Linked DNA regions of Homo sapiens: region 2 is linked to region 1. Evidence: read pairs that join two places in POLR2A ChIA-PET (ENCODE). Cell type or tissue: OCI-LY7. All regions are shown on one strand. Links, peaks and the distances in the headings refer to the core of each region. The heading gives the core; the rest is flanking DNA.

The links. ChIA-PET counts read pairs that join two places held together with the same protein. Peaks named below come from ENCODE experiments on the same cell type or tissue, not always from the same donor. Only the 100,000 strongest peaks of a DNase experiment are listed, where the experiment ranks them.
Region 2: POLR2A ChIA-PET joins it to region 1 with 6 read pairs; 2 of 35 experiments call an interaction of 5 or more read pairs at or near these places.

Annotation. Positions count from the first base shown.
Region 1 is chr2:171,752,706-171,758,092 of GRCh38, forward strand. No RefSeq gene overlaps it. Among named protein-coding and RNA genes, the nearest start is that of DYNC1I2, 68 kb to the left of the region's middle. In OCI-LY7, for the core only: no CTCF peak of the experiment used is centred there; no DNase peak of the experiment used is centred there.
Region 2 is chr2:171,653,470-171,658,856 of GRCh38, forward strand. No RefSeq gene overlaps it. Among named protein-coding and RNA genes, the nearest start is that of DYNC1I2, 31 kb to the right of the region's middle. In OCI-LY7, for the core only: no CTCF peak of the experiment used is centred there; a DNase peak (open chromatin) is centred at 2,292; H3K4me3 peaks cover 1,050 bases; H3K27ac peaks cover 2,117 bases.

The DNA.
Region 1 (5,387 bases), core at 279-5,278:
TTAAACCCTCAGCAGAATCCTCAAGTGTTCAGGAGTAGCAGTGAACTGAGAAAAATACCAATTGCTTTTCATCAGTGATACTTTTTCTAGGAACGTTTTATTACATTCTATGATAAAGTTACAGATTATGTTTAGTAGAAAAAAAAATGACCCACTCTGAATTTCCATCCTAGACTCAGCTGTTCCTCTTCTGTTATATACAGAACATCGACTGTGGTATCTGGAGCCTTTGAAAAGTGCAAGTGGAACTCCTTTTTTGAATCAATGAGAGAACAAACTTGGTTCAAGACTATACAGTTACATAGTGGCAGAACCGGAATCAGTCACTTCTATACAAATCTAGGAACAACAGCTATTCAGCTGTTATGCTCTTTACATAGTACTTCTCCCTTCCCTAGGGTTAGTCCTCTCGGAAATAATGTGTGCTCATGTGAGAAGATGATCACTAAAAGGAAGACCTTTGTTCCTTAAGGAACTGTGTATTGGCTGTCAGGCTTACAGGACACCTTGAGATCAGTCCTGCAGAAATAGCTCTTATCTGCTTCATATCTGGCTTGGCAGAGCCCTGCTCTCTTACTATATCCAAAATATGATTTCCAGAAATAAGTCAAAACCTGATTTAATAAATACCCACTGAGGAAGAAACTTGGTAAAATGACTAGGCCCTTATTAATGGGCCTCATTTCTAATAATGTTTGATATAGTCATGATTTGTCAGTACACTAAGGGTTCTTAAGATGGATTTGAAGGAAACTTCATTTTCTAGAGGTAAAAGAAATGATGAGCCTTACTCTTCCTCAAACTCAGGAGTAACTTAAGTAGTATTTGTATCAAGAAAAAATTTTTATTTTGTGCTAAAAGTCCAATAAGGAATAATACAGTGTAATACAAAAAAGACTGCCCCTGAGTTGCCTGCTCCTCATCTTACACAAATTCTTCACCTCTCTAGACCTTCCCCCTCTTTGCTGTAAAATGAGTGCTGCAGTATCAGTGTTACCAGGGAATAACTGGAATAATACATTCATGTAGATCACATGCCCCAAAATGCTAAATGAATGTCAAGAAGATGTGCTTTAATTGGAATTGTATCAACTGAGAGGAAATAATCGACTCCAAATGTTAATATTTAGTTGGTAGATTAGCCCTTTCAAACATGGTAGTCCTGAAATTTATATTTCCAGTTCTAAGAGCCTTGAATGTTAAGAGTCAACTTGTGTTGATACTCAGTTAACCATGTCTTTGGGCAAATGTTTTCACCTCTCTAAGCCTATTCCTTCATCTACCACTTCTCAGAGAAGTTTGAGAATTAAACCCAGAATATATGTGAAAATGCATGCTAATCTATGAAGCACCATACAGGTATGAAGCATTGGTATTATGGAAGGTGATAAGTAAATAACCTTCAACAGGTTCAGTATCTGATCTTCAGTAGCTCCTGTAAGCTTTTCAGGCTCTATCTCCTGGCTGTTAGAGGTTAAAAACAGGCTCCTAGAAATTCAGATATCTCTGCTGACACAGCTGCTTTACCACACAAAGCCTTCCTGACCGGTTAGGATTCACTTATAATCTTTATCTTAGCTTTTTTATTCTGCTTCTGAAAGAGAGCGCTAAATCAGTATAAGTTTCAAAAAAAAAAAATAGAGATGGGAGTGATATGAGAACCTACTCAAAGGTCTTTCACCATTACTTTATACTTAGTGGAAATGTACAGCTGTTTCTAAAGTTACCATTTCCTCTGCCTTACAAAGAACTGGCCTGTGTACATTCTGACCATGTAGTAGTAATAACTGCTACTATTTACTGAGCATTTACTAAATGATATATATATACACACACAGATGTGGGAAATATTGCTAATTTACAAAAGAGGAAACTGGTTTGTAGCCAATTTGCATGATGTAAATGTTCCCACCATGGCCAATTGCAAACAACAAATGTAGTATCAATGAAAATGGAATTGGGAAGATACACACATAATGGGCTGTCATTGGGCTGGTACAAGCCAGGTCCAGCATATCCCTGGGACTAGGGACATTAAGTGAGTCATAGTTTAGGAACTAAACACAGAAAGTCTTGATTTTAGACTTGTGTACTTAACCAAGTTGCTGCACTACTTTTATGATAGTTTTCAGCTCAAATAAGCCTACATATAATACTACATATTTAAAAGACCACAGAGCAACTCTTTGTGAGAGAGAGGAACTAGGATTACTCTTCTGGCTTCTAGAAAGTGATTCTACAACTTAAAAAAAAAAAAACTTTTAAGTTCTGGGGTACATGTGCAGAACATGCAGGTTTGTTACATAGGTATACACGTGCCATGGTGGTTTGTGGTATCCATCAACCCATCATCTAGGTATTTCTCCTAATGCTATCCCTCCCCTAACCCCCCACCCCCGACAGGCCCCAGTGTGTGATGTGTCCATGTGTTCTCACTGTTCAGTTCCCACTTAGGAGTGAGAACATGCAGTGTTTGGTTTTCTGTTCTTGTGTTAGTTTGCTGAGAATGATGGTTTCCAACTTCACCCATGTCCCTGCAAAGGACATGAACTCATCTTTTTACTTATTTATTTATTTAGAGATGGAGTCTTGCTCTGTTGCCCAGGCTGGAGTGCAGTGGCACAATCTTGGCTCACTGCAAGCTCCGCCTTCTGGGTTCACACCATTCTCCTGCCTCAGCCTCCTGAGTAGCTGGGACTACAGGCACCTGCCACCACGCCCAGCTAATTTTTTTGTATTTTTTAGTAGAGACGGGGTTTCACCATGGTAGCCAGGATGGTCTCGATCTCCTGACCTTGTGATCTGCCTGCCTCAGCTTCCCAAAGTGCTGGGATTACAGGCGTGAGCCACCACACCTGGCTGAACTCATCCTTTTTTATGGCTGCATAGTATTCCATGGTGTATATGTACCACATTTTCTTTATGCAGTCTATCACTGATGGGCATTTGGGTTGGTTCCAAGTCTTTGCTATTGTGAATAGTGCCACAATAAACATACACATGCGTGTGTCTTTATAGTAGAATGATTTATAATCCTTTGGGTATATACTCAGTAATGGGATTGCTGGGTCAAATGGTATTTTTAGTTCTAGATTCTTGAGGAATCGCCACACTGTCTTCCACAATGGTTGAACTAATTTACACTCCCACCAACAAACAGTGTAAAAGCATTCCTATTTCTTCACATCCTCTCCAGCATCTGTTGTTTACTGACTTTTTAATGATCGCCATTCTAATTGGCGTGAGATGGTATCTCATTGTGGTTTTGATTTGTATTTCTCTAATGACCAGTGATGAGCTTTTTTTCACATGTTTGCTGGCTGCATCAGTGTCTTCTTTTGAGAAGTGTCTGTTCATAACATTTGCCCACTTTTTGATGAGGTTTGTTTTTTTGTTTAAGTTCTTCGTAGATTCTGGATATTAGCCCCTTGTCAGATGGATAGATTGCAAAAATTTTCTCCCATTCTGTAGGTTGCCTGTTCACTTGCATGACAGTTTCTTTTGCTTTGCAGAAGCTCTGTAGTTTAATTAGATCCCATTTGTCAATTTTGGCTTTTGTTGCCATTGCTTTTGGTGTTTCAGTCATGAAGTCTTTGCTCATGCCTCTGTCTAGAATAGTATTGCCTAGGTTTTCTTCTACGGTTTTTATGGTTTTAGGTCTTATGTTTAAGTCTTTCATCCATCTTGAGTTAATTTTTGTATAAGGTGTAAGGAAGGGGTCCAGTTTCAGTTTTCTGCATATGGTTAGCCAGTTTTCCCAGCACCATTTATGAAACAGGGAATCCTTTCCCTGTTGCTTGTTTCTGTCAGGTTTGTCAAAGATCAGATGATTGTAGATGTGTGGTGTTATTTCTGAAGGCTCTGATCTGTTCATTGATATATATATATATATATCTTTTTTGGTACCAGTACCATGCCATGTGGTTACTGCAGCCTTGTAGTATAGTTTGAAGTCAGATAGTGTGATGCCGCCAACTTTGTTCTTTTTGCTTAGGATTGTCTTGGCTATGCAGGCTCTTTTTTGGTTCCATATAAAATTTAAAGTCGTTTTTTCTAATTCTGTGAAGAAAGTCAATGGTAGCTTGATGGAGATAGCATTGAATCTATAAATTACTTTGGGCAGTATGGCCATTTTCATGATACTGATTCTTCCTATCCATGAGCATGGAATGTTTTTCCATTTGTTTGTGTCTTTTCTTATTTCCTTGAGCAGTGATTTGTAGTTCTCCTTGAAGAGGTCATTCACATCTCTTGTAAGTTGTATTCCTAGGTATTTAATTATCTTTGTAGCAGTTGTGAATGGGAGTTCACTCATGATTTGGCTCTCTGTTATTGGTGTATACAAATGGTTGTGATTTTTGCACATTGATTTTGTATCCTGAGACTTTGCTGGAGTTGCTTATCAGCTTAAGGAGATTTTAGGCTGAGATGGGGTTTTCTAAATATACAATCATGTCATCTGCAAACAGAGACAGTTCTTCCTCTTTTCCTGTCTGAATACCCTTTATTTCTTTCTCTTGCCTGATTGCCCTGGCCACAACTTCCAACACTATGTTGAATAGGAGTGGCGAGAGAGGGCATCCTTGTCTTGTGCCGGTTTTTAAAGGGAATGCTTCCAGTTTTTGCCCATTCAGTATGATATTGGCTGTGGGTTTGTCATAAATAGCTCTTATTTTTAGATACATTTCATCAATACCTAGTTTATTGAGAGTTTTTAGCATGAAGGGTATTGAATTTTGTCAAAGGCCTTTTCTGCATCTATTGAGATAATCATGTGGTTTTTGTTTTGGTTCTGTTTATGTGATGGATTATGTTTATTGATTTGCTTATGCTGAACCAGCCTTGCATCCCAGGGATGAAGCCAACTTGATTGTGGTGGATAAGCTTTTTGATGTGCTGCTGGATTCAGTTTGCCAGTATTTTATTGAGGATTTTCACATCGATGTTCATCAGGGATATTGGCCTGAAATTTTCTTTTTTTGTTGTTGTGTGTCTGCCAGGTTTTGGTATCAGGATGATGCTGGCCTCATAAAATGAGTTAAGGAGGATTCCCTCTTTTTCTATTATTTGGAATAGTTTCAGAAGGAATGGTATCAGCTCCTCTTTGTACCTCTGGTAGAATTCGGCTGTGAATCTGTCTGATCCTGGACGTTTTTTGGTCGGTAGACTATTACTGCCTTCATTTCAGAACTTGTTATTGGTCTATTCAGGGATTCACCTTCTTCCTGGTTTAGACTTGGGAGGGTGTATGTGTCCAGGAATTCAGCCATTTCTTCTAGATTTTCTAGTTTATTTGCATAGAGGTATTTATAGTATTCTCTGATGGTAGTTTGTATTTCTGTGGGATCAGTGGCAGTATCCCCTTTGTCATTTCTCATTGCGTCTAT
Region 2 (5,387 bases), core at 280-5,279, 99 kb before region 1:
GTATCTTGTTACATGAGATAGTAATTGCCCTTAGTGTTTAAAACAGTGGACTTGTGGTTTTCTGTTACTTGTGGCCCAGAGAATCCTAATTGATACTCAAGGAGAGAGAGAATTTGATTGCCTCAGCTTGGGTTAATTAATTAATTAATTAATTTAACCCAATCTTGGGTTCATCATCAGTGGAAGGGAGACAGGGTCATATGTTGCAGACAAAGTCCCTTGGGGCCTACTTTTACACATTGGGAATATTCTTAGAAAAGAAGGAATTTGGAGGAGTCAAGCAACTTCCTAAGAAGTGACTACTTAGGAAGTGTAGAAATTCATTGTAGAAATTCAACCATGAGAACCTGAAAAATAAATAATAAAGGAAGAGGGAGACAGCCTTAAAATTCCTCAGACACAACCAATGTATAGCACTGTTAATACTTTGTGCACATCCCACCATAATTCTTTACTATATACAATATTGACATAGGTAAAGTTATTTAGCAAGATTGAAGAAACCTTCCGGATCACTGAGCCAGACACATATGTCTGGGAACTCATGTAGTAACACACTATGGCACATGGCTTTGTCTTTGGGTACTCTCAACAAGTCCTTTGGGTGGTCTCCTCCCAGGCTTTCTTTGCCATTACCTACCTCCCTGATGCTAAGACCTTGCTTGCATTCTGGCATCACATAGACCACTCCTCCTGGACCTTACTCTGCACTTCAAAATTGATTCCTTTCTTTTCCATGACCCCAGCTACATTTCTATTCCCTCTCTGCCCTGCTCATCTCTGGGTTTCAAGAAGGAAAGAATATAACCAACTCATTCTCACCAAAATGTCAATAGTATATTTTCTCTTAACATGTTAATCCTTCAACAGATGTCACTTAGAAAGAGGTTTGCTGGGCCGGGTGCGGTGGCTCATGCCTGTAATCCCAGCACTTTGGGAGGCTGAAGAGGGCGGATCATCTGAGGTTAGGAGTTTGAGACCAGCCTGACCAATGCGGAGAAACCCCATCTCTACTAAAAATACAAAATTAGCTGGGCGTGGTGGCGCATGCCTGTAATCCCAGCTACTCAGGAGGCTGAGGCAGGACAATCGCTTGAAACTGGGAGGCAGAGGTTGTGGTGAGCCGAGATCGCGCCATTGCACTCCAACCTGGGCAACAAGAGTGAAACTCCATTTCAAAAAAAAAAAAAAAAAAAAGGTTTGCCAGATGAGGCAAAGCCTCATAAACTGACAAACTAAATATCTAATGGGTTTTGTCTGCCAAGAGACCTGAGGCAGAACAGATCAGAGAGAGCGGTAGGGTGCGGTGGCAAGGAGTCAGCTGGTATCCACCTGAGGGTTTCCATTTGTGCTGGCTTTTCCTTGACAACAGGGTCTGCAGATTGAAAAGTTGCCCTGCATCCTTTTCACTTAAGCTTGATGGCACTTTAAGTTATCTCCTAAAATTTTATATCAGGCTCAGCTTCTAGGCTACATTCAGCAGGTCAGCCCATAGAACTTTCTGCCTTCAAAGAAAAAGCACTTCTAGAAAGAAACATTTGCCATTTTCCTTGGCAGAGGGAAGACAAGTCATGAAGACCTTCCCTAACAGAATTTCAGACACCTAATGGGGACTGTGGACATACTTTTAGCTAAGATTTGGGACCATCTCCAAAATCCCCAAATCCTACCACATATCAGCCTCCTATAAGGGAATCATGTAATCCCACCTTAGGTAATATTAGATTTTTAAAGTTTCCTATCACTAGTTTATAACAAAACTTCATGAATGGAAACACACACAAAGTTAATGGAGTTGACTTGATGATGGTCTGTTCTCCCTTTTCTTTACTTCTCCCTTTTCTTCTTTTTTCAGGCTAGGACTGATCTTGGACAAAACTATTCCTTCCCTTTTCTAGGGCCAGATTTCTAGGCACCCAAATTTCTGTTTTCTCATCCTCCCTGTATCTTCTCCAGCCTAGGATTACTGTGTCCAACCTCCTGGGCTTCCTTCTTTCCCTGCCACACCACTCCTCCAGTTTAGCTGGCTCTAACTTTCATCATCTCCAGATCTAAGGCTTCAACTAACTAATATGGTTAACTAATCAGTGTTACAGTGTGATGGTGGAAGACTATGGGTTCTCCCAGGTAACCAGTGTTCTGAATCTAGAGACATTTAGAGGCAAGATACCAGGCAAGTGTTTACTCTCTGCATTAGAGAATATAGACTGGTGATGTTACTAAGTGCATTATTTTTTAGCAGAGAGGTTAAGCAGGTGGTAACCGGATTTTAAAAACACCAAAATGTATTCCTAAATTAGCTCTGTCCAGACATCTCTTCTTTCTCTTCTCTGTCTCTCTGACCATCATTCTACTTCCTCTTTTCTAACTTCCTCTTTCTCCTGGCATTTTGTTCCTTTTTTCTCAGGTTATTAAGATTTAACATCAATACTTCCCAGATTTAGATTAATCTGATAAATACAATCAAAAGCCTCAGTTGCCCCATTTATAAAATCAGAATTATTTTAGTTCTAAGAGTATAGCTAAGATAGTGTTAGTTTCCTCCATCTGAAATATTTTATAAACTACATATACTATAACATGTATGTATTAGTGAATTAAATTTAAAAAATAAAATGGACTCCATGTACCCATGTTTGCCCCTTATTTGCCTCTCCCTAGTCCCAACCTTACTCTCGGATAACCATTATCCGGAAATTGCTTATGATTCTCTTGTTTTTATGTTGTTTTTACCATATATCATTATAACCCTAAACAATAAATGGTTCATTTGTGCATGTTTTTAGACTTTATATGATATACTTTGGTTTTAGACTTTATATAATATACTTTGTGAATACTTTGGCAACTGGCTTTTCCTCTCAATATTATGTTTATAAGATTCAGCTCTTGGCCAGGCACATAATCCTAGCATTTTGGGAGGCCTAGGCATGAGGATCACTTGAGGCCAAAAGTTCGAGAACATCCTGGGCAATATAATGAGACCCTATCTCTACAAAAAAATAATTTTTAAATATTAGCCAGGCATAGCGGTTCATGCCTGTAGTTCTAGCTACTCTGGAGGCTGAGGTGGGAGGATTGCTTGAGCCTGGGAGGTCAAAGCTGCAGTAAGCCATGATTGCACCACTGCACTGCAGCCTGGGCAACAGAGCAAGCCTCTATTTCAAACCCCAGTCAAAATGGCTTATATCAAAAAGACAGGCAATAACCAATGCTGTCAAGGATGTGGAGAAAAGAAAACTCTTGTACACTGTTGCTGGGAATGTAAATTAGTACAACTATTATGGAGAACACTTTGGGGGTTCCTCAAAAAACTAAAAATTGAACTACCATATGATCCAGCAGTCCCATTGCTGGGTATATACCCAAAAGAAAGGAAATCAGTATATCACACAGACATCTGCACTCCAATGTTTGTTGCAGCACTGTTTACAATAGCTAAGATTTGGAATCAACCTAAGTGTCCATCAACAGATGAATGGATAAAGAAAATGTGGTACATATACACAAGGGAGTAGTAGTCAGTCATAAAAAACAATGAGATCCTGTCATTTGCAACAATATGGATGGAATTGGAGATCATTATGTTGAGTGGAATAAGCCAGGCACAGAAAGACAAACTTCACATGTTCTTACTTACTTGTGGGATCTAAAAATCACAACAATTGAACTCATGGACATAGATAGTAGAAGAATGGCTACAAAAATAATTAGAAAGAATTAATAAGTCTGGGCACAGTGGCTCATGCCTGTAATCCCAGCACTTTGGGAGGCTGAGGCAGACAGATCACTTGAGGTCAGGAGTTTGAGACCAGCCTGGCCAGCGTGGTGGAATCGCATCTCTACTAAAAATATAAAAATTAGCCAGGCATGGTGGTGGATGCCTGTAGTCCCAGCTACTCAGGTGGCTGAGGCAGGAGAATTGCTTGAACCCGGGAAGTAGAGATTGCAGCGAGCTGAGATTGTGTCCCTGCACTCCAACCTGGGTGACAGAGCAAGACAGGAAAGAGAGAAAGAGAGAGAGAGAAGGGGAGAGAGAGAGAGAGAGAGAGAAAGAAGGAGGGAGGGAAGGAAGGAAGGAAAGGAAGGAAGGAAAGGAGGAAGGAAGGAAGGAAGGGAGGGAGGGAGGGAGGAAGGAAAAATAAATAAATAAAAAAGAATAAGACCTGCTATTTGATAACACATTAACTTAATAGCAGATTTTAAAATAACTGTAAAGGGTATAATTGGATTGTTTGTCCTTAATGCTTGAGGAGATGGACACCACATTCTCCATAATGTGCTTATTTCACATTGCATGCCTGTATCAAAACATCTCATGTACCCTATAAATATATACACCTACTATGTGCCCACAATAATTAAAAATTAAAGAAAGAAAGACTCCATTTCAAAAACAAATCATCTCTATCTTAGTAGCTGTAGTTCGTTTATACTGTTCCATGGGAATCTACAGCTTAAACACCATTTCGTATCCATCCTTTTGTTGGGGGACATTTGAGTTGGAAACTCAATACATTCATTATATATGTTATGAATATATATGTTTTTGTGAACATATAAATGGATTTCTATTGGTTATACATACAGGGAGTAGAATCACAGAGTATGCCTGTATTTACCTTTATTACATAATGGCAAACTGTTTTCCAAAGTAGGTATATCCATTTATATTCCCATCAGTGGTATATGAAAATTCCAGTTGCTTCACTGTCTTGCTAGTATTTGATATTTTCCAACTTTTAAGTATGTGCCAATATGGTGGATGTAAATGGTATCCCCTCATTATCTTAATTTGTATTTCCCTGATTACTAATAAGGTTAAGCATCTTTTCATGTTTATTGGTCATTCCTGTTTCTTGTCTGTGAAATGTTTGTTCATGCTTTCTGCTCATTTTTCTATCACGTTTTTTCTTTTTATATTGATTTGTAAAATTTTCATAAATTCTAGATGCCAGTGATTTGTTGGTTATGTGTGTTGCAAATATCTTCTTCCAGATTATGACTTGTCTTTTCATTTTCTTGATGGTAGTCTTTTGATGATCAGGAGTTCTTAATTTTAATGAAGTAAAATTCATCACACTTCCTCAGTTAGAACTTTGTGTATCTTATTTAAGAAACCTAAGGTCATAAAAATATTTTCTCATAACTTATTCTAAAAATTTAGCTTTTCACGTTTGTATCTTTAATTTAAACTGGAATTGAAATTTGGTGTATAGTAAAAAAGAATGAGATCATGTCTTTTGCAGGAACATGGATGGAGCTGGAGGCCATTATCCTTAGCAAACTAATGCAGGAACAGAAAACCAAATACCGCATGTTTCCATTTATAAGTGGGAGCTAAATGATGAGAACTCATGAGCACAAAGAAGGCAACAATAGACACG